Regions from separate parts of the Mus musculus genome. Here region 2 is linked to region 1. Evidence: chromatin loops called from intact Hi-C (ENCODE). Cell type or tissue: heart. All regions are shown on one strand. Each heading gives the region's core, and the rest is flanking DNA. Links, peaks and the distances in the headings are about the cores only. Region 1 holds the start of Ddias (DNA damage-induced apoptosis suppressor). Region 2 overlaps Ankrd42 (ankyrin repeat domain 42).

The links. Peaks named below come from ENCODE experiments on the same cell type or tissue, not always from the same donor. Only the 100,000 strongest peaks of a DNase experiment are listed, where the experiment ranks them.
Region 2: a loop joins it to region 1, with 6 times the contacts of the local background. A loop is called at or near these places in 30 of 42 quality-filtered maps.

The regions. Positions count from the first base shown.
Region 1 is chr7:92,860,101-92,876,848 of GRCm38, forward strand. Ddias (DNA damage-induced apoptosis suppressor) reads right to left here and starts at 14,147. Exons shown (of 6, transcript NM_001355126.1): 1 at 14,041-14,147; 2 at 12,662-12,744; 3 at 6,471-6,599; 4 at 2,225-2,386; 5 at 1,300-1,417; 6 at 1-212. The coding sequence starts at 6,583. Prcp (prolylcarboxypeptidase (angiotensinase C)) reads left to right here and starts at 15,153. Exons shown (of 9, transcript NM_028243.3): 1 at 15,153-15,400. The coding sequence starts at 15,239. In heart, for the core only: CTCF peaks have their summits at 6,671 (motif pointing left) and 10,259 (motif pointing left); no DNase peak of the experiment used is centred there.
Region 2 is chr7:92,616,514-92,633,261 of GRCm38, forward strand. Ankrd42 (ankyrin repeat domain 42) reads right to left here. Exons shown (of 12, transcript NM_028665.4): 2 at 14,986-15,149; 3 at 9,258-9,365; 4 at 7,455-7,574; 5 at 3,035-3,170. Among named protein-coding and RNA genes, the nearest start is that of Ankrd42, 12 kb to the right of the region's middle. In heart, for the core only: a CTCF peak has its summit at 8,180; no DNase peak of the experiment used is centred there.

The sequences.
Region 1 (16,748 bases), core at 3,656-11,655:
GTGAGTGACTGGCTGCTATGTTCCTGGGAGCCACAGTGAGGTTTCTTGTGTAAAAGCGGATGCAAATAGGCAATGACTGTAAATCCTTTAACATGTGGGCTAGGCAGAATAATCTGGGAAGCTACAAGTGTCCTGACTTCTCCTCTGAGCTTACAGCAAGGCTGCTGAAAGTTACTGGAATCTGAATCATGTCCACATACATCTCCAAAATTCTATAAAAGAAGCAAATGAATTTAAATGAAAACAAAGTAACTTTCTCTTAGCTCAAGGAGGAAATGGGAATTTAAAGATTAAGAAAGAGTAGCATATATCAAAACTATGAACTTAGGCAGAGACTTCAAATCCTTCTTTCAAAGTTACTAGGAACATTGGGGTCCTAGATATGTTTCCTAACTCCTCCATACCTTATTTGTCTCATTTATGAAATAAAGATTATTTGATTAACAATAATACAATCACACAAAACTTAGCAAACAGTAGTCATTCTGTTATAAATGATGGTACTAGTATATTTGTAAAAGAAAGCACAGAAAAGGGGAACTAAATTATGTAATATTTCAACAAAGTAAAGTTCCTTAGCTCTTGGTTTATCTTTGTCTTTGGGTTTTCCTTAGTGCTCATTTGGTAGTGCTATATTTACACCCCGTTTAGAGTATAATCTAATTTCCACTTGAACTTTTTAGTTTAGATCAGTTTGTTACTACTCCTTCAGAGTTAGTACATTTTAAAACTTTCTAATGTTATGTATTTAATTTAAGAACATTCTTCTGAATTTATTCTTTTTGACAGGCCCTTATTATGTAGCCCCGACTGGCCTAGAATTTGCTCTGTGGATTAGGCTGGCCTTGAACTTAGATCCAACCAGCTTTGCCTCCGGAGTGCTGGGAGTAAAAATGTGCATCACCACAGCAGGCTTTAATCTATTTTTAATGTTTTTAAACAACTTCAGATATTCACCTTTAAGGTTGTTTCTATCCTTTTATAGAAGACACAGATATTAGATAATTTGTATAGAATTTAGAGTAAAATAAAGTAATAATCTAAAATGAAATATCTAATAGTTTTTCTAATTCATAATAAATTCCCCCTTTTAAAGCTCTGAAAGCACTGAATTAAACTTCTTTGGCTTTTGAAATAGGGAGTTATAACCTGTAATGTTTAAATAGATCACATGTAAACTATTTTTACAGTTTTAAGTGCTTCTATAGGCTTTACTCTCTATGTAACATCTAAAAACAACGTAGGAAATTACAATCATTTCAGTACATAGGACATTCAAAAGAAAGATGCTTCAATTACCGTTACTCCAAATACAAAGCTTTGTCCAACAAAACACTTTTCTACTGCTGTGGTCAGTAGGCTCTGAGTTCTACCACTGTCCAGGGTTTCTAGGTTTTTAATAGAATCTTCAAGGTACCTTTGAAAGAAAATAAAGTGGTAAGCTTTGAAATTTTACCTTGCAGTAAAATCAGAAGACACCGCTATTTTCAAATATGTCATGAACCTTGTTAGTTACATGCAGAGAAAAAAAATAAAAGTATGACCATTGCAATTTGTTCCTACCAGGTTCCTGCAGCACAAAGGGAGAAAAATATTTAAGCCTCCTAAACCCAGTGCATCAAATGTGAACAGATGCCTGCAAAGTCTGGGGAGGAAGCTTAGTGTGGACGAGCACATGGGAAGTTTGCCTTTAGTCCCCCACGACCCCCCAAAGTAGATGCTTACTTATTTAATCTTCAGAGCCCACAATTATACTAAGGGAAAGTAAAAGCAACTGTGGTGGGAGTGGTCTTTGTGGTCCTTCCGCTGTCCCTTTCCTGCAGTTTGCCCTAATGTCCTAATGTCCAATGATATGAGCGAACAGTTCTTCTGGAAAATGAGCAGGTGAAGAGGGAAGAAGGTTGACAGTGAGAAACTATTTCAGTTGTCTGGATTCTTCAAGTGTCAAGGCTGTGATGAGGTCACACTAAGGGATGAATCTGCAGTGTCCCACCTGGATGAGAGTGTTTCATGTTTGAATTGCAGAATAGTTACTTCCAACTTAAAACGTGATTATATATTTTTGATTAAACTTTCTTTCCCAGTAGATATCTTTTAAGGAAACTGATGGCCTGAGATAAAGGGTTTCTTTTTAGTAAATGACAAATACCCTCAATACTTGTATTTTACTATTAGCATGATGGACAAGCAGTCAGGTTAAAAAAACACTTTTAAAGATTCTTACCTGTGTAAACCAGTGGCCGTAAGTCCAAAAAATGTATCTAAGCAGCTCCCAAATACAGTAATGAAAAATAGTTTGCTGGATTCTGCCACTTTCAAGGACAGTTTGTATCTGTAATTGGTACTTCCAGTGTCACCAGAAGAGCCACATTTGGGACAAGTAAACCTAGACAGTGGGAGAGAAAGCATAGAGTTGTCCAAATTTACAACAGTTTGTAAAAATATTCCTAGTTAAGTTCAATTCGTCAATTCTTTATAACTAACACTCTTCTTTCTCCCTCCTGAGATAGGGCGTTGTTTGCCATGCACGAAACCCACTATTACGGAGCCAGGGTCAGCTTGGAACTCTTGAGGTCCTTCACCCGCTCCCCCCAGGAGGATGGGGTACAGTCACGCACTACTAGACCTAGGTTAATGAACTTATTTACAGACTTACGTAATACCCAACTGGAAGAAACATACCAAACTGCTAAGAAGCGATGGGAAACAGTATAACAGAAGAATAACCTTGAAATAGTTGAACACCAAGAATTGATTTATATTTTTCTTAAAGTCGTGAAAAGAATTAAGTTTTGAAAAGATTTATTTTGCACTATGTGCATGTGCCTGTACCTGTATTGGGCATGTGAATACAGGTGCCCCTTGAAAGCAGAGGTATCAGATGTCCTGGGGCCAGAGTTATGACCTCTCCAACTCCCAAAAGTTACTCTAATTAATCAGGATATGTTAAGAATATTGGATGATAAAAAACTAGACTTCAAAAGCATATAATAAAACTTGTTTTCAAGATAACATCCAATTATAGCCAAAGGGTAGTTTAAAATACACATCAGGTGTAAATCTAATTTTTATACTGCTTGGTCTTGGAATCGTTACTAATGTCTAAAATCTTGAGGACCTTGCATGTAAAATCCAATACAGAGGTAAGTCAAAAATAGACAAAAAATTAAGTGAACACTAATGTGTTTGTCTCCCTCTTATTGCTGTAATTATTATAACTTCTACTTATTTGTATGCTAGGCTTCTTCACCACTGAGCTATAGGCCTAGGTGGTATTTTCCTACTTTAGTTTGCAACATCTTATAATTGTTACCTTTATTTTTTATGTTCTAGAACACTGGCCCTTTAAACACATGGTAATTGGAGTTATGAGGTGTACCCCCAGCTCTATTGTCTGGCCCACAGCTCTGCCTGCCTTCTTGAGGACTGCCAGGCCGCAGAAACATCTTCCTTGCCAATCCTATGGCTGTGGATGCTGTCCCCTGAGCTCTATCCTCCTGCCATCAGCTTTGCCTGCCTCCCAGGAGTATTGCTGGCAAGAGGAACATCTAGTCAACACCAGGGACAACCAGATGGCTAATGACCATTCGAAAAACACAAGCCAGGGCAATGTGGCACCACCAGAGCCCAGCTTTCTTACTACAAACCCTGGATATCCATACAGAGCCAAAACACAAGAAAATGACTTAAATCCAATCTTATAAAGATGATAGAGGCCTTTAAAGAGGAAATGAATAAATCCCTTAAAGAAATACAAGAAAATACAATCACACAGGTTAAGCAATGAATGAAACTGTCCAAGACCTGAAAATGGTAATGGTAGCAATAAAGAAAACACAAACTGAGGGAATCCTAGAGATGGAAAACCTAGGGAAGAGAACTACAGACACAACCCTCACCAATCGAACACAAGAGATCGAAGAGAATCTCAGGCATAGAATATTCAATTGAGGAAATTAATACATCAGCCAAAGAAAATGTTAAATCTAAAAATTTCATGACACAAAACATCCAAGAAATCTGAGATACTAGGAAAGATCACATGTAAAGAGAACAGGACCAGAAGAAGACTCGAGTTCCAAGGCTCAGAAAATATTTGTAACATAATCATATAATATTCCCAACCTAAAGAAAAATGCCTAGAATCAGACAAGAAGCTTACAGAACATCAAATAGATTGGACCAGAGAAAACACTTCTCCTGCCACATAGCAATTCAAACACTAACTGTACAAACAAAGAAAGATATTAAAAGCTGCAAGGGGAAAAAGCCAAGTAATACATAAAGGCAGACCCATCAGAATTACACCTGATTTCCCAACAGAGACTCTAAAAGCCAGAGGGCTTGGGCAGATGTCTTCAAGCCTCTAAGAGACCACAGATGTCAGCCTAGATTACTATACCCAAAAAATCTTTTAAACAATATCTATCCACAAATCCAGCCATACGAAGATACTAGAAGGAAATCTCTAGCCTAATGACACCTAAGAAAACAGAGGAAATAAATAACTCTATACCAGCAAAACCACACACCATCATTCTGCTGCATACAAGAAACACACCTCAGATAGACATTACCTCAGAGTAAAAGGCTGGGAAAAGGTTTTCCAAGCAAATGGACCTATCAAGCAAACTGGAGTGACCATTCTAATATGTAATAAAATAGTCTTTCAACCAAAATTAATCAAAAGAGATAGAAAAAGACACTTCATACTCAAAGGAAAAACTTCATACTCATCCACCAAGATGATGTCTGAATTTTGAACATCTATAACCCAAGGGCAAGGGCATCCACATTTGTAAAAGAAACATTACTAAAGGTTAAATCACACATGGAATCTCACACCTTAATAGTGAAAGACTTCAACATTCTACTTTTATCAATGGGCAGGTTATCCAGACAGAAAATAAACAGAAAAATGATACTCTAGCTCACTTGGAATATAGCAAGGTTTAAAGAATATTTTACATCTGCATATTACATCTATGTTACTGATATTACACAAATGTTCTGTGTATGTTATGTATATTAACCTCCCTGATCCAAATAAAAATTCCAAGAGGTAGATATTTTTGGTCCAGTTTTAGGTTCAAATTATGTAAGTGATTTGGGCATGCTTACATAGCTATACCTGAGATGGTTGTGGCTATGATGGCCAATGTTTATATTCTCCCTACTTGAGATGCTTAGATAGAAGGACTGCTACAAGTCTGAGGTTACCTTGGGATATACGGTGTCAGGCCAACCTAGGTCACTGAGTAAGACCTTATCTTACTTAATCTCTCACCATCCAAACAAAAGGGGTCAGGGGTCATATCAAACTCAAGCATTCTGGCTCCACTGAATAATGTTACCCATCATGACTTACTAAAAGAGGAAAAGTATACTTTTAAAAGATTTTCAGCAAAAATGGGTGCCATTTTAGAAGTCCTCATATATGTCATGTATTGTACTAGATTTCTGTATGTTTTTTCTATATAGTTATTCCATACTGTAGATATTATTATTCAACCTTACAAATATGTAATTATACTCACAGAATCTATAGCTCTTGCCCAGTGTCATACCATTAGTAGATGTTAGCAACTTAACTTTACTCTTATACAGCATGAACTCAAGACTTCCATAGTGTTTTTAAGAAAGGCTCCTGACTACTCCCTATGCCCCATTCAATTCTATCTGGACAAATAAATGACTAGTGAAAATTAATAGCTCACTACTTTTATTTAAATATTATTAGGCATTACTACCATCTTAATCTTATGTCCAGACACAAAGTTAACAAAGAACTCCAAACCTAACTTTTCACTTTTACTCTACAAAGATAGGTGGTATATATATGTTTTGTGTGTGTGTGTATTTGGCTCTCAATTGTATTTGGCTACAATGATTTTATCACGGTACAACAGATTACTAGAATTTGAACATATCTGATGTAAAATTCTGAATTTCAGAGTACTTGCAAAAGTTTCAGGAGCACTGACATGACTTAAAACGCTGTAGGCTTTGAAACCAGGGTTACCATACCAGAGCTGCAAATTCCAGAACAGCCTGAAATGCAGACAACCATTCACTAATGAACAAACATACATTCATTCTGCAGCATTTTTATTTCACGTTTAGATCTGGGATATTCAATAACCAACAAAGTCTATGCAAATATTCTTAAATCTCAAAGTTCTGGAGTTTGAAACATGTCTGGTTCCAAGCATTTTGTATATGTACTAATAAGCACGGTGACAGTGACTAAGTTTATACACACACACACACACACACACACACACACACACACACAAATACTCTTAAAACTTTCCTCTAGAAATTAAATTACTCCTCAATTCTATTCTAAGACTAACAGAAGACCCAACCTTGAAATTTTCCAAGAGAATCTGATATTCTGGTCTGGAGAATTTAGTGTGCATTTGCTCTGAGTCACAGAAAGTGTCTACTTAAACAATTTGTACTTTTACCTTTTGGACTCAAGGATTATCTTAGAGAAGCACCTTTGACATGATGGATATATAAAATTCCAATTCTGGACAGCAAGTACTGAGGCAAAAAGGAATTTCCGTCTTTTATTCATGTGTCTATACTTTGTCCTACAAGAGAAAACAAGCATGAGGTTCAATGCAAATGTTAAATCACACATGACTAGCATTCTCCCACGCCTCCTAGTGGACATTTTTAGTGTTTAAAAGATCATCAACTTCTCCTAACCTACAGCTGGAAGTTCATATTTCTGAATATAATTCTTATGAAAAGCAATCAGTCAATATTATCTTTTGTTTTGTTATCAGTGAAGGCAGTGTCAGAATACTGGCTTTTCTTTTCTGTACTGGGGATTAAATCAGGACACACACATGGTAATCAAGTACTGAAAAACCGAATGTTTATTTCTGAGCAACCAGTCTGTTCTAGTAATTTAGTAGAGAAATCACTTAGCTTGTTCCCATCCTTTTACAAAAGATACAGAAGTTGTGGTTACAATTTTAATGGGAAGGATTTTCCATGAACCAATTTCTTTCTTCCTCCCCGCTGTGATTTTGGGAGTTCTCCAAATTTTTTGTCCAGGTTGGCCTTGAACTCATGGGATCCTGAGGAGCTTAAAGTATTTGGGACAGTAACTGAAAACTGCTTTAGTAGATTTCACTGAGTAGAGTTTTACAGTTTGAAGAGAGAAAGAAGACATTTAGCAAATAAGAACGCTACCTAGTCTAAGAGGTCAGGGTGTTTTCTGTTGTTTTTGTTTGTTTTACAATCCTTGTTTATATAAGCATGTCAAAGATATAAAAGCAATACTCTTTATAATTTCATTTTTAATTCTTTAAATTGTACATTGACTTACCATTTTCCCCTCAACGATTAACTTATACACAGCATAAAATAAATGCTTTCAAAAAGAAGTTTATGTTTTTTCAGAGAGTTATATCAATTTGGAAAAATGTCTGATCTGTTTCTGAGACTGGAATCAGTAAATTCGGACAGAGTAAAATTCAGTTAGGCATAGCTTTTCAAGGATCATTAACAGAAATGTGTTAGCTGTAAAAGATTTCTACAAATCCCGTGTCAACACATACAGCAGAAGCCTGCCTGGTCATGTCTTAGTAGAGACAGTTGAGGCCCCGGGGAGTGTGAAGGGGTGGGGACATCCTCTTGGATTGGGGGCTGGGGTGGGTGGTGGGGGAGTAGGTGGGAATGGGATGAGGAACTGTGGGAGGGTGGACCAGGAAGGAGGTAACAACTGAAGTGAAAAAAAAAATTCCTGTGTCAAGACATAGTATTTCCACGAAAATAAGATTTTTCCCATCGCTTTTTCTAGTGATGTCTGGCTAGGTATATAAGCTACACTTAAGGGTAGATCCCATACCCAGCAATAGATAGTTAACACAACATGAAGTCAGTATTTTTGTCTCATATTGGTTTGTAAACCCTACACTAGAAGTCATAACATATAAACAAAGGGCCTCTGTACCCCTGTATATGCTTTCTTAGCCTCTGAGTTCACATGTACCTTGTGACTTGACCTTGTTGATTAGTCCTCCATCCCCTCTGCCTCTCACATTCTTTCTGCTTCCTCTTCCACCAGGTTCCTTGAGCCCTGCGGGGAGGGATTTGATGGCAACATCTGGCTGAGTATGGCTGAGTGTTCCTAGGTTTCTCATTCCCTGCATACCTATCTGGCTGTGGGGTTCTCTTCCCATCAGATACAGGAGGAAGCTTCTCTGGGGATAGTTGAACAAGGTACTGATCAGACAGTAGCAGAATGGCAACAGGAGTCATTTACTAGCTGTTGTTATTATCATTATTTAGAACAGTAGTATTTGGTTTTAGCCTAGGCCTCTGGGCTTGTTTGTTTTCTAAAGAGAGAAAAAGGTATGTTGGATGGGTGGAGAACACGGAAAAATCTGGGAGATGGAGGAGGGGAAACCATGATCAGACTACACTGTAAGAAAAAAAGTTTTCAATTAAAAAAAGTTCCCATCAAGGCTTAAAAATGAAAACTTGTTAATAGATATAAGTTAAACATATAGACCACCTATCTATATTCAGAAAGGGAGTATAGAAAACGCTAATCCAAGGCTCACGCCTTTAATCCCAACACTTGGGAGGCAGAGGCAGGCGAATTTCTGAGTTCGAGGCCAGCTTGGTTTATGCAGAGAAAGCCTGTCTTGGAAAAAAAAAAAGAAAGAAAGAAAACCCTAATCCTTTATTATTGTTTTGAGACCTTAGGTATACATGATTAAGTTACAAAGTTTTGCCAAACACATCCATATATTCTTAGACTTGCTTGCCACCTAGGAAAATGAAGTAGTTTAAAATATAATTTATAAGGAAAAGGGGTCCACCAAAAACCCATCATTCGTGCTAACAGCTCAGATTCAAGTCTTGTCTTGGCAACCATGTTGATGAGACTTCATGGAGGAAGCCTCTGATAGTTCAGCCATGTGGGTGCTAGGAACTGAACATGCATCCTCAGGAAAAGCAGTCAGCGCTCTAAACCACTGAGCCATTTCTCCAGACCCCTTTTCTCATTTGATTGCCTTTCCTTGGTATTTATGTCCTAGTAATTTACGGGAGCACAGGAAGGGATTGCTTCTTGCTTCTGCCTTACTAAATGCTTCACATTTGTTTGCTCCTTTCCACCGATTCCATATTTCTAATGTATAGCTCAGAACTGTCGATCCCAGCACTAGGGTTGCACACACGCATACAGCCATGCCCAGATTTTACTTAGCTGCTGTAGCTCTGCAGGTCCTCAGGCCTATACAACAAGCAGTGATACCCACTGAGCTGTCTCCCACGCCCACTAGGTTAGGTTGAACATTGTCATTATATTGTGGGCCAATATTTAGGGGGTTCAATACAGAATTCTATATTCTATGTGGACATCCAAAATTACTCTTGATGCACTGTGGGTTGTACCACCTCTTGGCAGGTAGGCCTCTGCTGTTTAAGAAAAGTAGCTGAGCACCAGGGAATGCGGGCACACAGCTTTAATCCAGGCTCTTGGGAGGTAGAGGCAGGTGGATCTCAGTGAGTTCATGACCAGCCTGGTCTACAGAGCAAGTTCTATGAATACTAGGGCTACAAAGAAAAACCTTGTCTTCAAACCAGAGGAAAGAACACAATACCACCACCACCACCACCACCACCACCACCACCACACACACACACACACACACACACACACACACACACCCCAAAATAAGGAAAAGAGAAGTATGAGTCTGAAGCCAAATAGTAAGCAGTGTTCCTCCATAGTCTCTATTTTAGTTCCTGCTTCTAGGTTCCTGCCTTAGCCTCCCTCTGTAATGAACAAGCCAAATAAACCTTTTCCTCTCCTCATCAAAAGATTATTTATAAATTTTATTACATAGATACTTAAGATGGGTTGATTTATAATTTAACTGAGACGCTGTGTTGTACATATGTTTTCCCTTCAAGTACTAGGGACTGAACCCTGGACCTCATCCTTACTAGGCAAGCATTTTACCACTGAGCTACAGTTTCAACCTTTTGAGATGTCTTCTAAGTTTCCCAAGGCTGGGCTGGAATTTGTGACCCTCCTAACTCAGCTTCCAAGTAGGTGGAATTACAGATCTGATTATATATATATATATCACCAATACAAGAAAAACTTAATATAAGCATGGTATTTTGGAATTAATTTTTAAATTAATAATAGCAATAACGAATTGCTACATTTTAAGATTGGTTGTTGTCTTTTATTTAAGGGTTTATTGCCCTCTAGTGGTTCAAGTCTGTATGTTAAAAAACAAAACAAAACACTGTAACTTACAGGTAAGTTACTTAAGAACCGAAATGAAAGAGGTCAGTTTATTATTTTTAATTGGTGTTTTACCTGGCTAACCTACATGGTAAAAAGACACTTCGTTCATTGAATGAAGGACAATAATATAGTAATCAGTCAGGAGTTTGTTCTTCTCTGTCTAATCATGCTTCCTTCATGATAAATGTAATATATATACATACATACACACACACACACACACACACACATATATACACACACACACTCACACATATATATATACACACACACATATACACACACTCAGATACATACACACATGGAATGGAGTGATTGTGTGTTTGACAGCTAAAAGTACCAGATCTGAGTAAGTACTAAAATTGGGAAAACATTATAGACCTGAGAACAACTTCACATTTGGCCTGCCTTGTAATTTTTGATTCTTTTTGTTTTGTTGGGAAGGATGATGGTATAGTATTATTGGCCAACAAAACGTGTTCCAACTTGATAAGCTCAATATATCTACATACTGTAATATATTACAGAGCTGCTAAATGGCAACTGTCGCTGTATATGAGTCAATGACAGGAAGACACAGTTCTGTCCTAGTCACTAGATTTATGTTCTAGTATAAGAGCTGACGTAACTGTAAACAGAAAGGTACTTAGTGATGGGCTATAGGGTCAATCAATGAATAAGTAGAGCATCATCTTCTCTCTGTCATTGAGGGCATTGAGGCAGGAAAGAAAGGAAAAACTGTGGGGACATGAGAAGGTGAAGAAGCCCCTCACCTTGGGATCTAGTTTGCCTTTTTTACTGAGTTCAGAAACTCCAAAGCAACTGATAAACCTAAGTTGACTATGTAAATATATGTTCTACAGACTTACTTCGAGCTAGGATTTTAGAGTTTTATCACGATTGCACCTTTTTTACACCCCCAAATCTAAGCAGTGCACCTCATAAGACCACCTTACAGTTGGAATTACAAAAGCCTCATAAATTACTTCCTTGGGCTAATGTAAATCAGCCACAGGGTCATGCAGAGCAAGACGCTGTAAACAGATCTCAACATCTCACGAAGCCCACACCATGTCTTGGAATTGTAGTTCTTTCCTTTTCCTAGATGACTCTATCTAAATACTTAGTAATCAACTTTGCTCAGTCTTTTCTTGAGGCATAGTCAAGGATCAGGGCTACCTGATGGAGGTCCCTAAGAAAGAGCTCTCAGGCTGCTGGGGGATATGCACGAAAGGCAGAAACAACATTGACAGCAGAGGGGAAATATTGTAGAACACTCCTGTTGAAACGTTAACTAGGAAAGCGTTGGCACACACAACAGCTTTTCCATGTTTGGTATCATTTCTGGGGTATTTCTGACAGACATGGAGAAGGGAGCATTTGAGGTAAAACAATAACAGACAAGCCAGGAAGTTAGTTGTGGTTCAGGCTGATAACGTGTTCTAGTCATCAATGTGTATCTATGAAACAATGCAAAGACTTCCATAATGTCACTTCTTACAGGAGAGTCAACTGTATTTAGAAGTCTCACAAATTCAAAGTTTAATAAGTAACAAAAATTGAATCCTGTTAAGTCCTTCTTGTCACAAAATCCTCTCAATTTTAGTAAGTCATACTATTTCTAACTAGCCATATGGCCAGATACCTAAAACTCTCCCTCCACACGCCATGTCATATCCAACATTTTTATCCCCCCATCCCCTCCCTTTTTTGAGATATCATCTTTCTATATAAAGTTCTGACTATCTTAGAACTCACTGTATGGGATGGTCTTGAACTCAGAGATCCACCTGCCTCTGCTTCCTGCCCAGCTTACTCCTTTTTAATATTTATTCTTCTAGAATTTCATACAATATATTTTATATTTCCCCCTCCCCATCTTCCTATGCACCCAACTTCCAGTTCTTTCTCAAAAATAAAAAAAAACAAAGCTGGAAATAGTGGTCTAAGCCTTTAATTCCACACTCAGGAGGCAGAGGCAGGATGATCTCTGTGAGTTTGAGGCCAGCCAAGGATACATAAAGAGACCCTGTCTCAAAAACCACACCAAAGCAACCCCATGGTGGCTAGATAACTGGGACTCCTCCCTCCCCTCCCTCCCTTTCCTAGCCAAGTCACAGTCACCAATTTAGTATCAACTCTTTACAGGGCACTTTCCTGATCCATGGCGATTTCTAGACCCATCTTTTTAAAGGTAAGATTTTCCTCTGTTGCCCTTAGGTCTCTTTGAATCTCAGGCTGGCTTCAAACTAGAGATTCTCATGACTTGGCCTCCCGAGTGCTAAGCTTATTCATACAGGTCTCCATACTCAACTTTGCTATTCGGTTTAATCCTATCCAAAAAAAAGGGGGTGGGGGTGGGGTACTTACCCTAGGACAGCAGTCTCTATTGTTAGTTGAAGTCATCCAAAACCTGGCCCTTCTTGGCATAATGGAGGCACTTAAAATTTTATCTGAGGAGCGAATAAAAAAATGACAGAGTGCTCAGTGATCCCATTTTTTGCAAGGTCAAGAAGCCAGCCTTGACATACCTATAAATCTAGCAATTGGGAAATAGAGGATGATAGAGGGAGTTCAAGGTCAGTTTTGGGTATAGAATCCTGTTATCTTGGAGCCGGGTGTGGTGGCACTCACCTTTAATCCCAGAACTCAGGAGGCAGAGGCAGGCAGATTTCTGAGTTCGAGGCCAGCCTGGTCTACAAAGTGAGTTCCAAGAGAGCCAGGGCTATACAGAAAAACCCTGTCTCAAAAAACAACAACAACAACAACAACAACAAAAAACCAAAACAAACAAAACAAAAAAACAACAAAAAAAAATCCTGTTATCTTAACTCACACACATAAAACATAAAGCAAAACAAACCAGAACGGCTTTACAAACTAAGCAATTACTAACGAGTCAGAACATGCCTTAGGTGTGGTGGGATAAAAAGAAGTTTGGGAGGTTGAGAGGGTGGTGCTTTTGAGGAACACACAAGGTAATCTGGGGTTCGGGATAATTCAGTATGTCATGAACAGAGTGTGTGTGTGATATCCTGGGTTTCACCTCCCACACTGAGAGGGTATATGTGTGTGTGTGTGTGTGTGTGTGTGGGGGGTATGACAGGGTCTAGAACTGAAGTTAGAGAGGCAAGCAAGGCCAAAGAGCTTTTAACCTAAGTTACAGATTTTGAACTTAAAAATATCGGGACAAACAGAAGCTTCTAAAACAAGTGGTGAGTATCTAGGTAAAGAATTTTTCACCCATCTGCCTGGTCTTGGAGGCTACTACTGTCACTGCATGCAGCTGTCACAGGTTAGATTATGGTAGTGGCAGTGTTCAGTGGGGAGTTGGATTTGGATCTCAGGTGTGGGTTCGTGAGAGCAGGGAAAATAGAAACCTTTCAATTTCTGGACTGCGTACATTACTCAGTAAAATACTTTCTCTGGGCAGTCAAAGTCATCTGAAAAAAATAAAACAAACCATCTTTGCCAGCACCTAGCACAGTAACCTGCTGACATAGTTTTATGCCCCCGTTGAAAGTCGAGCCCTTTCCTTTCTGGGTTTTTGGGGATCCGCAGCAACAGTAAAGTGCTGATAAACCTTCGCCAAGGAACATGAAAAGTATTGACTTTCCCGTTTAACCTCGTAGCCGGCGTTTACGGCCAGAAGTCCTGAAATCAATCCATACGGAGTGCAAGGTTACAGCGCCTCGTCAGGAGTCTCTCCACCTAGAGCCCCCCAAGAACTCCTTTTTTCAGCGTCTCACCTGAGGCAAAGGACACAGACAAGCCCGGGCAACCGCTCCGCCCTCCGGCCGCTCGGTCCGCCGCTCTCCAAACGCCAGCAATCGAATCTCCCGCGTCCTCTTCCGCCGGAAGGACCGTCTTGACGGACTTTCAGGAGAGCCAATCAGAAAACGCCCTGCAGGGCGTGTCCCCACCCCACCACCCACCCCCGGGCAAGCGACCCTTCTTGTAAAGCTAGGGGTAGCTGTGGGTTTCGAGGGTCGTTCTTCATCGACTGGTGGAGCGGTAGTTCTCTCGGCGAAGTGCGAGGGAAGCCGGGAAGGCTCGAGGCGTGGGAAGGAGTGGCTTCAGACGGACGCCGAGGGCGTGGGAGCGGATGAAAGTTGGCGCCGCGGGCTGGACAGGAGGGGGCGCTGTTGTAGAGGGAGTCGCCATCGCGGAGCATGGATGGATTACCGAGGCTTAGAGAAGGCTTAGTCTGCGCGCAACACCCAGCGGCCACAGGAGGGACGGGTCGTGCGGGCAATGCGGACGATGGGGGTGACCCGAGAACTGAACACCGGTGGGGCTGCTTAGGCGGGAACAACAGAGGCGAAGAGCCCGAACGGCCTACAAGGAAGGGGGCAGAGCGATCTGTGAACCTCGCTCCATTTCCTGCTACTTGAGGGGCCCAGCATCGAGTCCCTGTACTTGTTTCCTCACCTAAGTAGAGGGGAGAGTCCAACTCCGTCTGGAAGGTTGCTGTTCTGGTTGAGTGTGGGTCACGTGTGTGCCGTCATGCCTGGTGACAATAGACTCACTCTCCCTCCCTCCTCCTCCCGCCCCGTGCCATTATAAGGGATTTGCGGAGAGCTGGGGTGTTACGTGGGACTGAGGTTGCGGGGACAGTGTGATGGTGGCAATAAAGGCGGGGATATGGCATAACCTAGGGTAGCGATAGGGCTTGGGGAGCCATAGATAAGGATGGGGCAAAACCCTGCGTAGTAAAGGCCGACGTAGAGTGTGACCTCAGTGGAGGTGGGCGGGGAGAAGGAGGATGGCGAGTGGCAAGTGTGGAGGCAACGCCTTTGGGGCCAGGAGCTGCCTGGTTTTAGGTTTCCCGGGGGAGGAGCTGGTCTGCAGCGGGCGGAGCTACGAGCTGGGCCCGGCTTAGTCTTTGCGCTTCTGCTGGTGGCTCTCTTTCTTTAGTCGCCCACACTGTGGCTGCCATCCCCAGCCATGGGCTGCCGGGCTCTCCTGCTCCTGTCTTTCCTATTACTCGGGGCCGCCACAACCATCCCGCCTAGGCTAAAGACCCTCGGCAGCCCGCATTTGTCAGCCAGTCCCACACCCGACCCTGCTGTAGCCCGTAAATACTCAGTTCTTTACTTCGAACAGAAGGTAAGCAGAGGCTGGGGAGTAAGGGTTCTAGGTCCCACGTCCCAACCGCCCGCCCATACCTTGCTTGGCTGTTGGAGCACCGCCGCCCACTCCAAAATTCAGACTCTGATACTTAGGACTTGACTTGGTTTTAGTTCACATTTTCTGGAGGGTGGTCTTAAGCCTTAATTATTCGAGTGTTTCCCAACAGAGACCATGAGAAATTTATCCCTCCAGTTCTGGAGGTCCAGGATACATATTTTTAACTCTTCATTTTAGGAAATGCCTCAATCTAAACTCTTTGTTTACCTTGGCCAAAACCAGATTATGGAGACTAACCTTTGACCCCATACCTCTCACCTCAAATTCTTAGGTATGGAGGCTAACCTTCACCTTTAGGTCTCTCAACACAAATTCAGATGTACCCATTACATAAGAATGTATCGCTTCACTAAACTGCTTCTCTCAGCTGAAATGTTACCTTTAGAGGCTAAAAGGTCTGTATCCCCATCTGAAGTGAGTGCAAGGATCAGGTCTCTCTGGTCTTGAACTTGAGTTCACAGTTTTAAGACAGGCTTCTCCAATGCCTTTGTATTTGGTGGCAGCATGAGACCATAGGTCATTACCCTATAGGTCTGAATGAAAAGTACCTGTGTCCTCTGAAATGACAAGGCTATATAATTCTATAGTTCTAGGAGTCTCTGAGGCCTGAATGCACAAGGCACTGGGATTAGAAAGAGTACAGTCGTCTGATCTTGGCTTTAGAAGTCACATCAGGATTCTGGCCTCACTCTGTGATCTTGGACAAGTTACAGTTAGTTTCTGAGCCAAGTTTCTTGGCTTACTGCAGAAGGTTGCAGTGATGACTAACTGAAGCAGCTAAGAACCATAAGCCCTAGCAGAGTAGCTGCCCTGAATAGAAGGTTACCGATGGAGGCATGCTTATTGATGGGACGTTTGACTAGGTAGGAATTTGGGAAAGAGGGAAGACATGGGGTTGTAGAACAATTTAGTTTTGAAGTAAAAAAAAAAAAAAAAAGACCTAGAAATTTAAGTTTGGGTTTCAAAAAAAAAAGAAAAACGAAAAGAAAAGAAAGGAAGAAAGCAAGCAAACATTTTAATTTAGCTGAGGTAGCAGAAGTCTTTCTGGAACGGCCCCTTTAATTTCTACAGCGGCTTATTTGTAAGTTGAGAAGTTGGAGGCAGGACCATGGAGTTTTATGCTTTCCCTAGGAAAACCTTTCTGTGGAGCGAGCTATGGCTGTCTAGCTGAAGTGAAGGCTGTGTTAAGAACTCTAGGACTTCCTCTTTTCTGTAGCTCTGCTCTCCGCCCACACTGTAAAACAAAGCCGAACTCATGGCTTTTTCC
Region 2 (16,748 bases), core at 3,311-11,310, 240 kb before region 1:
ACTTTGTCTGTTTGGATCGTTCATTTTGATGATTATTTCTTTCCACTTACTACTACATGAAAACAAAGACTTTGTACCTTCTGCTTAGTTACCTCTAACACATAGACACATGGATTGTATTCAATAACTATATACCAAATTAGTGTCTTGAGAGGGCAACTCTCTCTCAGAGCACATACTCTTGATATGTGATGTGTCTCTCTAGGCATCTCTCTTTTTCCTTTCATGCTTAGATCACTATTAAAAGACTTTTATTAAACCCCAAATCTGCTTCACAAAAAGTTTTTAGGAGTGTCTCTAGTCACTCAGGAATTTTCATTCCCTATATTATACCATTGTAACAAGTATACATATTTAAAAACCAAGTTTGATCTTTTTAATGAGAAAACAGCAAAAAAAAGCCCAACAAAATATGATCAGACATACTTGAAAGAACACTCACTGTGACCTTGTATAGCACATAAAAAAGTTAATTCTGAGTAGGTTAAAGATATAAACATAAATGTAAAATAGTGAATTTCTCAAAGATAAAGAAATGTATCTATGATCACAGAAAGTGGAAGCATTTTTGAATCAAATATAAAAAGTACCAACCACAATGAGAAGATATTATTAAACTGAACTACATTAAAAGTAAACTTGTATTAAATAAAAGATGTCTCCAGAGTAAAACAGCAGTCTATAGAAAGGAAGAGGTATGTGCAATGTATGTAGTTCAAGGCTTGCATCCAAACTCTATGAAGAACCCTTACAACTCTTGAAGAAGAACCAGAATATAGGAAGGATGTCTGAACTGGTATGTCACAACAGAAACTAACAAGTAGCCATTCAACATAAAGATATAAAACGATGTGCCCTAGCAGTAGTCATGAGCAAAAATACAAAGTAAAACCAGCAAGAGACCCAATAACTCAACGAAATTACTAAACATAAAACAACTAGTTTCTGGGTTAATAAAATGGGAGCTACTCCAGTGGTTTCTTCCAGATTCTCATATAACCTTCTGTACGATTTTTAGTTAGCACTAAAATAATGGATTTCACTATGATATCTTCATAGTATTATTGTAAACTGCTGATAATCACTCTTCCATTTCCCTTTCTTGTTGTCCCAATCCCCACAACCCCCATATCTTAATATATATTGCCTTAATCATATGTTTAAAATTATATTTCAATCTGCATTTTTATGATTTAAAACCTTCTTTGTATGTGTGCATGTCTCTGTGTACATATGTCCATCTGGAGTTCAGGCAGTTGTGAGCTGTACAACACGGGTGCTGAGACATAAACCAAGGTCTGCTATAAGAGCAGAAGTGCTCTCAACTGCTGAGTCATGTCTCCAGCCCCTCTGTGTTTATACTGCATTACATATTTAGTACCATAGACACATAAATCTAAATTCTGCATAAGAGAGAAATTCCTGTAGATCCCAGATCTACTGAGATCCCTTGATCTCACTATTCAGCCCATGGAGTTTTCCAACACTTACGCCTCCCTTACCTTTCAAGTGCTGTAACTGGAAGCACACACCACCACACCCGGCTGCATGGGAAACCCTTAAATACACTATGAAGTAAAATTGGTACACCTACTTTGGAAAAGACAAGCCTGTCACTTGGAGTAATAATATATTATTTTATTCCATGCAGTTCAAAACTAGGGGGGACTGATTTATAAGCCAAAAGTCAGAGATTAATTATGGAAGGTAGAAGGTAACAGGAAAGGGAATGTGAAACAAGTTTCTGGGTTCAAGCAATAGATATTAGTTAAGCTTGATGGTTCCAGAGATGCATTCATGTATGAAAATGCAGAGCATATGCATATAACTGAATACTTTTCCATACATACATTATACTTTAAATATGTGGTGGGGATAGAATGTAACTCAGTGGTAGATATCACATCTAGGCTCTAAACTCAATCTCAAGCAACACACATACTCACACATGAATACACACACACACAGAGCGAATCTAACAAAAGAATAAGTTTAAAAAGGATTAGAGCAAACTATAATTACTCTCATATATTTAAAAAATGCATTCATACCAACCAACAAATCTGCACAAAAAGAATGCTAAACATATACTTCAGAAAGAAGGCCAGCTGTCCCATATAGTAGTTAGTGCAAAGGTACAGAAGACAGACAAGAGGCAGAGGGAGACTACAGTATCCAGAATACCAAGAATCTACAGGGATCCAGAGAGATTCTAAACAGCAAAGGAACTGGATCAGACTCGTCCACATTATTTGCCTAAATTTTCCCCTCATAGAAGTGCGTAATTCAAGGTTCTTTTGTTTTAAGTCTTGTGATGTGGTGTGCATGTGTGTGTATACAATTAAGTACAAGTGACTTCACAGAGTCCAGAAGAGTATCCGATCCCCTGGAGTTAGAGTTACAGGCAGTTGTAAACCAACTAATATAAGTCCTGGGAATTAAACTAAGATCCTCTGGAAGAGCCAAAAAAAAAAAAAAAAAAGCCATCTCTCCAGCCTTCAAGAATCCAATCTTACTATGATTGATCTGTCTTTTGCATTTCAATACTTTATATACAAGGTACATTACTTACAAACTACGTGGCAACTAGCCAGTTTATTTCAAATTAAACTGAAACTGCAATAACAAACCAGCTCATACACACATGACCTCTAGATACCTAAACAGTGAAATAGTTGCCTGTGTGTCAGAGAGGTAGGAATTAAAAACTGGGGATGCTGGCCAGTACCCAGGTACCTAATTTACCTGTATATATAAGCCCTTAGCTGAATCTCACCAGAATACTGAGGAAGGAGGAAGAGGCAGAAGCAAAAGAAAAGGAGAAACCAGTTTCTCAACTGCTGAGATGGCTCACGAAAAAATTCATGAAGGGTATATAACACGGGCGTGATAGTAAGCAGGTCACATCAGCTTATCTGCTATTTTAGCTCTGTGAAGAAATTACAGAATGGTGGGAGAGTTATGTTTCTTAAATATGCTCAAGCATTTAAATATTTTATCAATGAAAACTACAATATTTGCTTTAGTTCAATACCCGGGAGGTTTCCATTGTAGTCCACGTCTTCGATGCCACATCCCCATTTGACAAGAAGTTGCAAGCAACCAAGCCGCCCATGAAAAGATGCATAATGCACAGGTTTCCACTCTCTCTTGTCAGTCACGCTGGGATCCTACAAGTAAAATTCGCTCGGTTTCAAAATGGACTCAGTTTCCTGCCATTGGTAAGGAAAATGGTAAATCTAGATAATTCTGCAATTGAAAATTAGAAGCTTTAGAAGCTTAAATGTATAGCAATCTTAAAATTATACAGCAAAGATTTAATATACTAAAAAATTTGCCACACCCATTGATCTGAACACATTAACAATGAAGTTTTCAGTGAATTGTTATAAAACAGTCTTTTAAAAAGAAAATTACTTCAGGGCCTGTTGGTGCACGCCTTTAATCCCAGCACTCGGGAGGCAGGGGCAGGGAGGTGGACCTATGTTGAGTTCAAAGTCAGCCTGGTCTACAAAGAGTTCCAGGACAGCCAGGGCTATCCAGAGAAATACCGTCTCAAAAAACCAAACCAAAACTTAAATTAAAAATCACATGATCATCTCATTAGATGCTGAAAAATCCTTTGACAAAATACAACAGCCCTTCATGTTAAAAGTCTTGAAAAGATCAGGAATTCAAGGCACATAGCTAAACTTAATAAAAGCAATTTACAGCAAACCAACAACCAACATCAAATTAAATGGAGAGAAACTTGACTCAATCCCACAAAAATCAGGGACTAGACAAGGCTGCCTACTCTCTATTTATTCAATATAGTACTAGAAGTTCTAGCCAGAGCTATTAGACAACAAAAGGAGATCAAAGGGATACAAATTGGAAAGGAAGAAGTGAAGATATCACTATTTGAAGATGATAAAATAGTATATTAACTCAAACAAATTGTAGCCTTCCTCTGCTGAAAGGATAAATGGGCTGAGAAAGAAATTAGGGAAACAACACCCTTCACAATAGTCACAAATAATATAAACTATCTTGGTGACTCTAACCAAGCAATTGAAAGATCTGTATGAAAAGAACTTCAAGTCTCTGAAGAAAGAAATCAAAGAAGATCTTAGAAGATGGAAAGATCTCCCATGCTCATGGATTGGCAGGATTAATATAGTCAAAATGACTATCTTGTCGAAAGCAATCTACAGATTCAATGCACCCCTTCAAAATTCCAACTCAATTCTTCATAGAGATAAAAAGAGCAATTCTCAACATCATCTGGAATAACAAAAAACCCAGGATGGCAAAAACAATGTTTCAACAATAAAAGAACTTCTGGGGGAATCACCATGCCTGACCTCAAGCTGTACTACAGAGCAATTGTGATTTAAAAAAAAACAAAAAAAAAAAAAAAAAAAAAAACAAAAAACTGCATGTTACTAGTACAGCAACAGACAGGTAGATCAATGGAATAGAATTGAAGACCCAGAAATGAACCCACACACCTATGGTCACTTGATCTTTGACAAAGCCAAAACCATACAGTGGAAAAAAAGACAGTATTTTCAACAAATGGTGTTGGTTTAACTAGAGATCTGCATGTAGAAGAATGTGAATTGGTCCATTTTTATCTCCTTGTACAAAGCTCAAGTCCAAGTAGATCAAGGACCTCCACATAAAACCACATACACTGAATCTAATAGAAGAGAAAGTGGGAAAGAGCCTTGAACACATTGGCACGGGGGAAAACTTCCTGAACAGAACACCAATGACTCAGACTCTAAGATCAACAATTGACTAATCAGACCTCATAAAACTGAAAGGCTCCTGTAAGGCAAAGGACACTGTCAATAGGACAAAACAGCAACCTATAGATTGGGAAAAGATCTTTCCCAACCCTACATCCGATAGAGGGCTAATATCCAAAATATACAAAGAACTCAGGAATACTCCAGAAAACCAAATAACCCAATTTTAAAATGGGGTATGGAGCTAAACAAAGAATTCTCAACTGAAGAATCTCGAATGGCTGACAAGCACCTAAAGAAATGTTCATCCTAAAAAAAAAAAAAAAAAAAAAAAAAAAAAAAAAAAAAGAAATGTTCATCCTTAGTCATCAGGGAAACACAAATCAAAACAACCCTAAGATTCCACCTTACACCAATCAGAGTTGCTAAGATCAAAAACTCAGGTGACAGCAGATGCTGGCGAGAATGTGGAGAAAGAGGAACACTCCTCCATTGCTGGTTGGATTGCAAGCTGGTACAACCACTTTGGAAATATTACTGGCGGTTCCTCAGAAAATTGGAAATAGTTCTACCTGAAGACCCAGCTATACCACTACTGGGCATATACCCAAAAGATGCTCCAACATATAACACGGACACATGCTCCACTATCTTTATAGCAGCCTAGAACATTCCAGAAGCTGGAAACAACCCAGATGTCCCTCAATGGAAGAATGGATACAGAAAATGTGGTATATTTACACAGTCAAATACTACTCAGCTATTAAAAACTATTTCACGGGCTGGCAAGATGGCTCAGCGGGTAAGAGCACTGACTGCTCTTCTGAAGGTCCTGAGTTCAAATCCACCCATAATGAGATCTGACACCCTCTTCTGTGCATCTGAAGACAGCTACAGTGTATTTAGGAATAATAATAAATAAATCTTTGGGCTGGAGCAAGCAGGAACTAAGCAAGCGGAGTTGAAGCAGGGTGAGCAAAGGTCCTAAAATAATTCAATTCCCAACAACCACATGAAGGCTCACAACCATCTGTAAGCTACACTGTACTCACATACATAAAAATAAATAAATAAATACATAAATCTTAAAAAAAAAAGATGACTAAAAATGACTTCACGAACTTTGCAGGCAAATGGATGGAACTAGAAAATATCATCCTGAGTGAGGTAACCCAATCACAAAAGAAAACACATGGTATGCACTCACTGATAAGTGGATATTAGCCCAAAATCTCAGAATACCCACAATACAACTCACAGAAGCTTAACAAGAAAGAAGGCCAAAATGAAACCCACTTAGAAGGGGGAACAAAATAATCATGGGAGGCAGAGTGAGGTAGGGACCTAGGTGGGAGAGAAGAGGAGGAGGAAAGAAGTTGGGGCAGGACCAGGTAGGGAAAGAGACAGAAGAGAAGTTCAGTGGGCCAGGAGAATGAAAGTCTGGAGGGCTGGGAGAAAGAATAGAAATAAGTAGCAGTGGGGGTGGGGAACTTAGAGAACCATTAGAAAGTCCCAGATGCCAGGGATGTGAGAGGCTCCCATGACATAATGAGGATGACATAAGTCAAAATACCAACAGCAGGGAAATATAACCTGAAGAGACAACCTCCAGTAGATAGACATGGACCTAGGGGAGGGATGGGGCCACCCACACATCTCAAAATTTTTAACCCAGAATTATCCCTGCCTAAAGGAAATGCAGGGACAAAAATGGAGCAGAGGCTGAAGGAAAGGCCACCCAGAGACTGCCCCACCATGTGATCCATTCCATCCACAGGCACCAAAGCCCAACACTATTGCTGATGCCAAGATTTCCTTGCATACAGGAGCCTGGTATGGATGTCCTCTGAGAGGCTCTGCCAGAACATGACTAAGACAGACACACTTGCAGCCAATCATTGGACTGAGTCCAGGGACCCCAATGGAAGAGTTAGGGGAAGGACTGAAGGAGATGAAGGGGATTATGACCCCTTAGGAAGAACAACAGTATCAACTAACCGGACCGCCCCCCAGAGGTGCCAGAGACTGAACCACCAACCAAAGAGAATATACATGGGTCAGTCCATGGCCCCCGCTACATATCGTCAGTGGGAAGGGAGGTGCTTGGTCCTATGGAGGTTTGATGCCCCAGAGAAGGGGGATGCCATTGAGGTGAGGCAGGAGTGAGGGGGGGGGGGGGAGCACCCTCTTAGAGACAAAGAAAAGGGGAATGGGGTGGTGGTTTAATGGAGGGGAGACTGGGAAGGAGATAACATTTGAAATATAAACAAATAAGATGATTAATAAATTTAAAAATAAACAAACATTAAAATAAACAAGTTAAATTCTGGAGTTATAAATAGCTTCCTAAACTGGTGTCTGAAATAAAGTTTTTTAAAGCATCCTGCAGATACTCACAAATTCATAAAGACATACTTACCTGGTGAATATTTGTTTAAAAGCTTTAGAGTCTTCCCAGTTATGCTCTGGGAAGCCAAACACAGACCCTCTGAAATTATTATTTTCTATCCTGTTCTATACTGTTCATTGTGGGGAAAGGCAAGGGGAGATTTTTCTCCATTGCTGCATCCATGTTTAAAGGTGGGAAAGTCATAGGGAAAAATGACTTCCCCAAAGTCACAGGAAGGACTCTGAAGGTCAGGAAGAGATAAGCAAAGTACCAAACGCTAGTCCATCGGCATGGTCACACATCACGACTAATTAAGAAGGGTCCCTCACCACTCCACTTCGCAGCATTATTTGTAAAGAAAAAGAGTGTCCATGAGTAGCAGCAAGGTGTAGTGGGGTGCATCCACGATCATCTTGAGTTGCTAGGTTGGCTCCATTGATTATAAGAGCCTAGAAATAGAGAAATGGAAAAAGTGTGTATGAATATAGATGGTAAACTATGAATGAAAACACAGGCAAACTATGATATATTCCTTAGGTAATTCCTATAGAGTTTTCAAGTCTTCTATAACACTGCCTGTGGGACCTTAATTGGCTAGCTGAGTTCCAAGTCAATGGTCTAAGATGTTTTCATCCAAATGAGTAACTAAGGTCATAAACTATAGGATGCATTACCATAATCCAGCAACCATACACTTCTTAGTATTTAGGAAAATACCTAATAAAATTGAAACCATGTCCAATGAGAATATAAGATGACTATTTATCAGCTTTATCCATTTGTCAGGATTGGAAACAAACAGAGCATAAGTAGGCAATGATAACAAACATCCAGACAATAAAATAGTGAGCACTGAAAGAAATTAGTGATCATTAGGTACATTGGTGCCTATAATCCCAGAACTCTGAATGCTAAAGCAGGAGGATCACAAGTTGAAGCCCAGCCTGGGCTATGCAGCAAGAGAAAATCACTAACATAAACAAATAAGCCAAGGATGGTATCGTTTTAATTTGTTCAAATGCATGGTACATACAATACCAAGAGTGAACCCCAGGGGGAACTCTGATGTCAGGTGAATGTGCAGCCCCCTCCAGAGATTCACTGGCTGGGAAATTAATCTGGCAATTCGAATCTATGTATCTTCTGCCCAGTTTTGCTGAACCTACAACAGCTCTAAAAATTAAAATCTATTTTAACAAATGATCTTTTAGGGATTTTTTTTTTCATTTGGTGTCAAGGATGGGAACAAGAACCTTTCCGTGCTAGCCCTGCGCTGTATCGTGCAGCTACTCCCCGGCTCCTTCCTAGTCAGCTCTTTTTCCTCATTCAGAATTTCCTTTTTTAACTAGCCTTTATTAACCAGTACCTTAGCAAAGGATTACTCCTACCTAGGGTTTTAAAAAAAATAATCTTCATGACTGTGATTGATCTAACCAGCCAATAACAGTCATAAATAATATACTGAGTAATTACTGTGTTTTAAGAGTCATAAAGTGGTAATAATAATAATAACTAATGAAAACTGAGAATAATAATAACCATCATCTTACCAACCTAGGGAATCAGGACATTTGTAGGGATAGATAAACAAGACATTGATAAGAAGCAAGCACATAGCACAGTACCAAAATAAGCAATATAAAAATTCTAAGAGGAAAGATATGACTGTGGAGCAGAAAATGAAAATCAAGGCACTGGGAGCAACTTGAGCTAATGCTTATTGGGGACAACGATGGCAACAGGACAATGGCAATGTGTATCAGTGCAGCTTCACTTGACTCAGTTCCCCCTACAGTCACTACTGTATTTTCTCTTTGTGCTCATTGCCTACCTTCTCGAGTTAACGCTCATCACCTTGAGAGCTAAGATTTGAACACTTACATTGACACAACACAAATATTTGCACCACAGTAACAAGCTACAAAGAAGATGCTCCAGACATGACTATGACATCACTCAAAACAACCCGATTACTTCAGAGATTAATTATCCACATCATTTATGTGGATAGCTGGTATCAGCCAATCCTTCTTTACAGCATAGAAATGGATCAAGAGTTGGATGACATAGAATAATGGCAATACCCCAACAGAGGTATGGTGAAGTAACTGAACAAGAACCGAAATCCTTACCTGTAAGCAGGCATCCTGACCCCGGATTGCAGCTATGTGAGCCGCTGTCCATCCCCTTGTAGTTGTCTGTGTGGCATCAGCACCACTCCAGAGTAGCCAGTGAAGGCACTAAAAGAATAATAAACCAGATGCTTTTAGTATTTTTATAGCTTTTAGATTTATCCTGTTATGAGATTTCCACTGTAGCATGAGAAACAACAGACCACTGTAAGCCCAGTGGGAGAAAATCAAGTGCACAAACACAGAGGCATAGCAAGCAACATTTGGCTTCCCTGTTGGGTCAGTAAGAAAAAGTAATGAGAACAATAGCAAACTGGAAGCCACATTCTTTGTCTGCCAGGTACACTTGATACTAAATTACTGGCATTCCTTGCTATGAGTGAAATAAATGCCAGTCCAATAAAGATACCACTTAGCTAATAGTGTTCATGCCAAACAAAACCAACCTGTAAGCCAAGTTCCCTCAAGAGCTGCCAGCTCACAATTCCTATTACCTGACTTTAGTCTTCTCTTTAAGCGCTAGAAAAGAAGCTCAGCAGTTAAGAGTACTTGCTGCTCCTCCTGGAGACAGGAGTCCAGTTCCCAGCACCAAGGTCAAGTAGCTCTCAACCACCTCTAACTCTAGCTCCAGGGGACTCCAACACCCTCTCTGGCCTTGGGTCACAACCTGCATGCACAGGCACAGGCACATGGACACACACACACACACACACACACACACACACACACACACACACACTAACGTACCTAATTAAAAATATAACAAATCCTTTTCTTTTCTTTTCTTTTTTTTTTTTTTTTTTTTTTTAGAGTTTCAGTCTTGCAATGCTGTCCCAGATGGCCTTGAATCATGGATTGAAATAATTCCCTGCCTCATCTTTCTTGAGTAGCTGGGAATGCATAGCTACTACTTAAATGCCAAACTTCTACTACAAATCTTCAAATGAATCCAGAAACTTCTGTATCAAAGCATATGCTGTTACTGAGATAGTATCTTTAAAACGTATATAACAGGTATATAACAGGGATTTTTAAAAAGAAGCAACAGCCAATGAATAAACCATAAGCGTTTAAACCAACGCAAATCTCACGGTAGTGCCGCACCTGGAGGTCTGTGCTGCAGACGGCGTTACTATAGTGCAGTGCTGAACTTTGCAGGTTCTACCTCTAAGAAGCATCTTTCTTTTTAAAAGAACTGACTATCTTTGACTCAGTTTCACATCACAACCTATAATTTGTTAAAAGGCTTACCATTTAGGCATCACTTGTCTGCCACCAAAATTAATGACCAACAAACATTTTTTTCTTAAGTTTTAAATGTTTAAGTAAGCATGGATGCTGTGGACACTACTCTCTTTTTTTATAGGTCTTTTTATTGCATTTATTCATTATTTTGTCTTCACAGTCCACACCCATCACATGGACGTAAAAGGACAACTGATGATAGCTAGCCATTTCTTTCTTATGTAGGTTCCAGGGACTGAACTCAAATCGTCAGAATTGGCAACAGGCACCTTTACCTGCTGAGCCCTCTTACTGGTCCCGTTTCTATTTTTAAAGAGCTCTACCTCCCTAACTATCACAAGTCATTCATTTACTCAATAAACATTTCTAGAGACACTACTATGTGTTAGACTTGTTTAGCTCAGGAAGATTAAAGCCATAATGAACACCCATGGGCTGCTTTAGCCTTTCTTTTGAATAACTATGTAACGAAGCTGCTATTACATAGATATAATGTCTGGTTTTACATTATAACAAAGTACTCAAATGTCTGCTAGAGTATCTATTTTATTTTTCCTTCTACCAGCAATGCCATGTTAGGAACTGTTTTATTCTTGTTTGGACTATTCTTCTGCATATGTAGTTTCTCGCTGTAATCTTAATTTGCATTTCTCTAGTAGCTAATGCTGTTGAACTCACACGTCTCAATTGCCATCAGTCAACACATTCTGAGAAAACACTGACATTTGCCCATGTGTGCATTTTTTTTTTACTGTTCAGTTTTAAATGTTCCTTATTTAAATTGGTTGTGATTTTCAGTCAAGTATATGATTTACAAAGATCTTATCCTGGTTTTTTGTTTTGTTTTGTTTTTTGGTTCTGTTTTGTTTTTGTTTTGTTTTGTTTTGTTTTGTTTTCAAGGCAGGGTTTCTCTGTGTAGCCCTGGCTGTCCTGGAACTCACTCTGCTGGGATTAAAGGTGTGCACCACCACTACCTGGCTTATCCTGTTTTTAATATAAGTCTTACAAGTTTTACATTTAGTTATGATATATTTTGGATAAATTTTATGTGGAGCCTGGTATGGGTTGAGATTGACATTCATTTCACACAAATGTCCAACTGGGGCAACTAATAAAAGTGTTATTTGCTCTCCATTAAATCATATTTGCCTTTGTTAAAAAAATCATTCATACATTCAATCAATCAATCAATCAATAATGTCTCAGCAGGTAAGGGCATTGGCTGCTCTGGGGATCTGGTGTTAGATCCCCAGTACCCACATGATCGCTTACAACTGTCTATAACTCCAGTCCCAGAGGATTTGACATCTTCTTCTGGCCTCTGAAAGCATTAGGTATATACATGATGCACAGACATATATGCAAGCAAAACTTCCATATATGTAAAATATTTTAAATTAATTTTTAAAATGTAAATTAAATAGTAGGTGTATAGCATATACCTAAGTTCTCAGCTGATCAGGAGCCTGAAGCAAAAAGGATTTCTTGAGTAGTTTGGGAGTATAGTGAACAGACACACTGAGACCAACCACATTAAAAAAAAAAAAGTAGAAAAATTTAGAGGGCTTCAGAAGCTGTTGAAGAATGAACTGGGCAAGCCCTTCACATAATCAATAATAAAAATTAACAATGCTGTGAAAATGACCTTTTTAAGTCTGGAAACTGACCAAAGGCACTAAAGCATATATTTAAGAAAATTTACTGAATCTTATCTGGGGATGTAGCTCAGTTGGTAGAGTTGCCTAGCATACTCAACATCCTGAGTTAGAGCCCAGTGTTGTACACAACAGGCGTAGGTGCACAACTATAATCCTAGCATTTAGCAAGGTTAAAGATCTTCTGCTATACAGGAATTCAAGGTCAGCCTGTACTATAACACAAGCTATCTCTTTAAAAAATAAAAAGTAAATAAAGAGTTTAAAGGAGATGCTAGTGAGATGGCTCAACAGTTAAGACCAGTGGCTGCTCTTCCAGAGGACCTGAGTTCATGTCTCAGCTCCCATGCTAGGCAACTCACAACTGCCTGTGATTCTAGATCCAGGAGATCTGACTCCTCTTCTGGTCTCCTCAGGCACCTCCACACACACACATTATCACAGACTGATATACAAACACAGAAATAAAAGCAGTTTTAAATAAGATTCAAAGGAAATCTACTGGATCTCAGTTAGAAAAGGGCAGAGCTTTTGCTTGTAGCCTGGGACTACAGCTCTTCATACCCTTGGCTGCATAGAACAGTTCTACTTGATAATATAGTATCAGTTTCCTATCAGAAGGACAATTTTTGAAAGTGAACCAAAAACAACAATAACGCTAGGCCCAGGTACACTGTAGAGAAAAACCCCAGCCTCAGTAGCCCACAGCCTGGGAAAACCAACATCAGAAATAGTCTGAAGTCACGACTTTAATCTCACCACTTAGGAGGCAGAGGCAGAGGGTAGATCTCTGAGTCTGAGGCCAGCTTGATCTACAAAGGGAGTTCCAGAAAAGCCAGGGCTATACAGTGAGACCCTGTCTAAAATGTAAATAAATAAAATAATTTTTTAAAACTTTAAAGAGTAAGTGAAGGTAACCAATGAGGCTGAATGGGTACCAGGAGAGAGAATAAATCTACAAGGTATCTTGTTTGAATATGGCAGAATAAAGTCAGATTGGGGGGGGGGGTGCGTTTTTGTTGTTTGCTTAGTTGTTTTTGCTTTGTTTTGTTTTGTTGCTTCTTCCTAAAATCAGCCAGAAAGTAGAAGAAGGAAAGAAGAAATAAAGAAAAAAAGAGAGATAAAATTCTACTGTTGATGAACTAGTGACAACTCAAACACAAAGCATGAGAAATCTGCCAGAATGCAGATTCTTTTTTTTTTTTTTTTTTTTCCATTTTTTATTAGGTATTTAGCTCATTTACATTTCCAATGCTATACCAAAAGTCCCCCTTACCCACCCACCCCCACTCCCCTACCCACCCACTCCCCCCCTTTGGCCCTGGCGTTCCCCTGTACCGGGGCACACAAAGTCTGCGTGTCCAATGGGCCTCTCTTTCCAGTGATGGCCGACTAGGCCATCTTTTGATACATATGCAGCTAGAGTCAAGAGCTCCGGGGTACTGGTTAGTTCATAATGTTGTTCCACCTATAGGGTTGAAGATCCCTTTAGCTCCTTGGGTACTTTCTCTAGCTCCTCCATTGGGAGCCCTGTGATCCATCCATTAGCTGACTGTGAGCATCCACTTCTGTGTTTGCTAGGCCCCCAGAATGCAGATTCTTGATACAGAAGGAAACAGAGGCCACCACCCACCCACAGTTACACGCTCACAGAGCACAACAAGATATATTTCTCCGTCACAAGATGGAGCCACTGACACATCAAAGTCAAAATTCCTGGCCACTTCAACTGAGGCCCACATTGGCACAGGGAGATTATCTGATCCAGATCTGCTTCCATGAAGCAGAGTAGACAAAAATAAAGAACAAGTCCTCCAGTCATGTTCACAGTAAAAAGTATGTGTATACTTGTTAGGAATAGAGAAGACAGTCTTGTGACTAAACCTACTATAATCTATAGGCAAATGAAAGATAATAGCTAATGTAAGCATACAACTTTGAAACATACGAAATTCCAGCACCCTTCATCCCCCAAAATAAGACCTGTATAACACATTCACTAAGCACTGTTTGTGCAAACTAAAAATCAGAACCAACCAAGTATTATGGAAAAATGAGTAAGCTCTATTACTCTAAGAATAAACTAAGAATAAGCCTGAAACAATGGACTAAAGTACATATATAAAACCACATGACTTAAACTCAAAAGCATATTGTTGAACAAATGAAACGTGGAGATGTTACACATAGAATGTGCTATCTGTGCAATATCAGTCAAAAGAATTATGTAACAATGTGCAATAACTGCTTAAAACATAAGTGAGTCTAATAAATATTAGCTTCTTTGCTTGTCTTTAGAACCTAGTCACCATACTGTAAAGAAGCACAAGCTAGCCCACAGCAGAGAGAACTTACCAAAACATCTACTTGGAAATAAAGAACTCAGTCTATATCCAGCATCAACCACCAGATATCTGAGTAAATGAGGCTTCAGGAGAGTTGGCCTCACCACACTATTTTTCTTCAGTACTGGAGAGTGAATTTGGGTTCTCATAGTACACTAGGTAGGTGCGCTACCACTGAGCTATACCTCCAGCTGTCGCCTTTGAATCTTCTGACCAGAACCTCAGACACTAAGGAGCAAAGACCAGCTGTCCCTGCAATTCAGTTTCTTAGCTCACTCATAAGCACTGAAAGCGGTCAGTCACTTTACAACACTAAGCTTTGGGATAATTTGCTAGACAGCCCTACTAAAGAGCACTCACATAACAGATTAAAACAGAAAAGATTATTTTGAGTGCCAAGCGTGAAGTCTTATCCCTGTATATTAAATTTATAAAAGTACAATCAACAACTTATTGAGTTTAATAGTAGTTATAGATTCTTACCTCTAAACTTCCAGAATGTGCTGCCCAATGTAAAGGAGTAAACTGATGGAGAGCATCCACTTCATTAAGGTTGGCACCACGCTCCACTATGTCTGACAGCTGCTTGACATCTCCAGCCCGGACCGCATCATGTATGCTACTGAAATGTACCTTCTTCCTGGAACCTATTGAAAAGTCAAATTCCTTCAACTATATTACAGAACTGTAAAAAATGGACTACAGCAGTGAACCAGAGAAAGCAAATCACTTTAGTTTTCTGAATAATTGACTGCAAAATTTAGAGTAGTTTAAGACAAAGAACAAATCACACAAATAACAGAAAAGTTTATGTGTATATATGCTGAAGATAGACAGTTTTGTGATTAGGAAAAGACAGTAACTAATATGAGCATACAACATTAAAACATGAGAAATTCCAGCTGCCTGGTATATCCCCAAGAATAAAGTTTGTATAAAATATTCACTAAATACTGTTTATATAAACTACTGAAACCAACTAAGTATATCTTAATCATACTTTAAGTCCTAGTTCTGAGATGCACAGGATGAACATTGGCCCACTATTCCTACTACAAGAGAACTGAATATATCAAATATTAACACTCACCAGCCATGGTGATATATGCCTTTAATCCCAATACTTGGAAGACAGAGACAGGCAGATGACTATAAGCTTGAGGCTACTTTGGTCTATATACTGAGTTCTATACTATATAGTTCTAAACCAGCCAAGGCTATATAGTAAGACCCTGTCTCAAAAAAGGAAGGAAAGAAGGAAGGGAGGAAGGGAGGAGAGGAGAGGAGAGGAGAGGAGAGGAGAGGAGAGGAGAGGAGAGGAGAGGAGAGGAGAGGAGAGGAGAGGAGAGGAGAGGAAAGAAGAGAAGAGAAGAGAAGAGAAGAGAAGAGAAGAGAAGAGAAGAGAAGAGAAGAGAGGAAAGAGAGGAAAGAGAGGAAAGAGAGGAAAGAGAGGAAAGAGAGGAAAGAGAGGAAAGAGAGGAAAGAGAGGAAAGAGAGGAAAGAGAGGAAAGAGAGGAAAGAGAGGAAAGAGAGGAAAGAGAGGAAAGAGAGGAAAGAGGGGAAAGAGGGGAAAGAGGGGAAAGAGGGGAAAGAGGGGAAAGAGGGGAAAGAGGGGAAAGAGAGGAAAGAGAGGAAAGAGAGGAAAGAGAGGAAAGAGAGGAAAGAGAGGAAAGAGAGGAAAGAGAGGAGAGGAGAGGAGAGGAGAGGAGAGAAAAGGAGAGGAGAGGAGAGGAGAGGAGAGGAGAGGAGAGGAGAGGAGAGGAGAGGAGAGGAGAGGAGAGGAGAGGAGAGGAAAGGAAAGGAAAGGAGAAGAGAAAAGGAAAAAGAAAAGGAAAGGGGGGGCTGGAGAGATGGCTCAGTGGTTAAGAGCACTGGCTGCTCTTGTGGAGAGCCAAGGTTCAATTCGCAGCACCCACATGGTGGCTCACAGCCATCAGTAATTCCAGTTCCATGGGATCCTCTGGCTTTCATGGGCACCAGGTGTGCATGTGATTCATTTACACACATGTGAAGCAAACACTCACACATATAAAATGAAATAAAGTAGGAGGAGGAGGAGGAAGAGAGCGAGAGGGAGAAAACGAGGGAGAAGAGGAAGAAAGGAAAGAAATACATTAACTTTCCTTGGTCCTACCAGACAACTAAAGTCTCAGGTCAAACTGACATCCTAAATCTAGAGAGACAAGCATATACAGAGAAATACAGTTGAGTTCCGTTTACAAACACAGCTGAAAGTCAGAAACTAC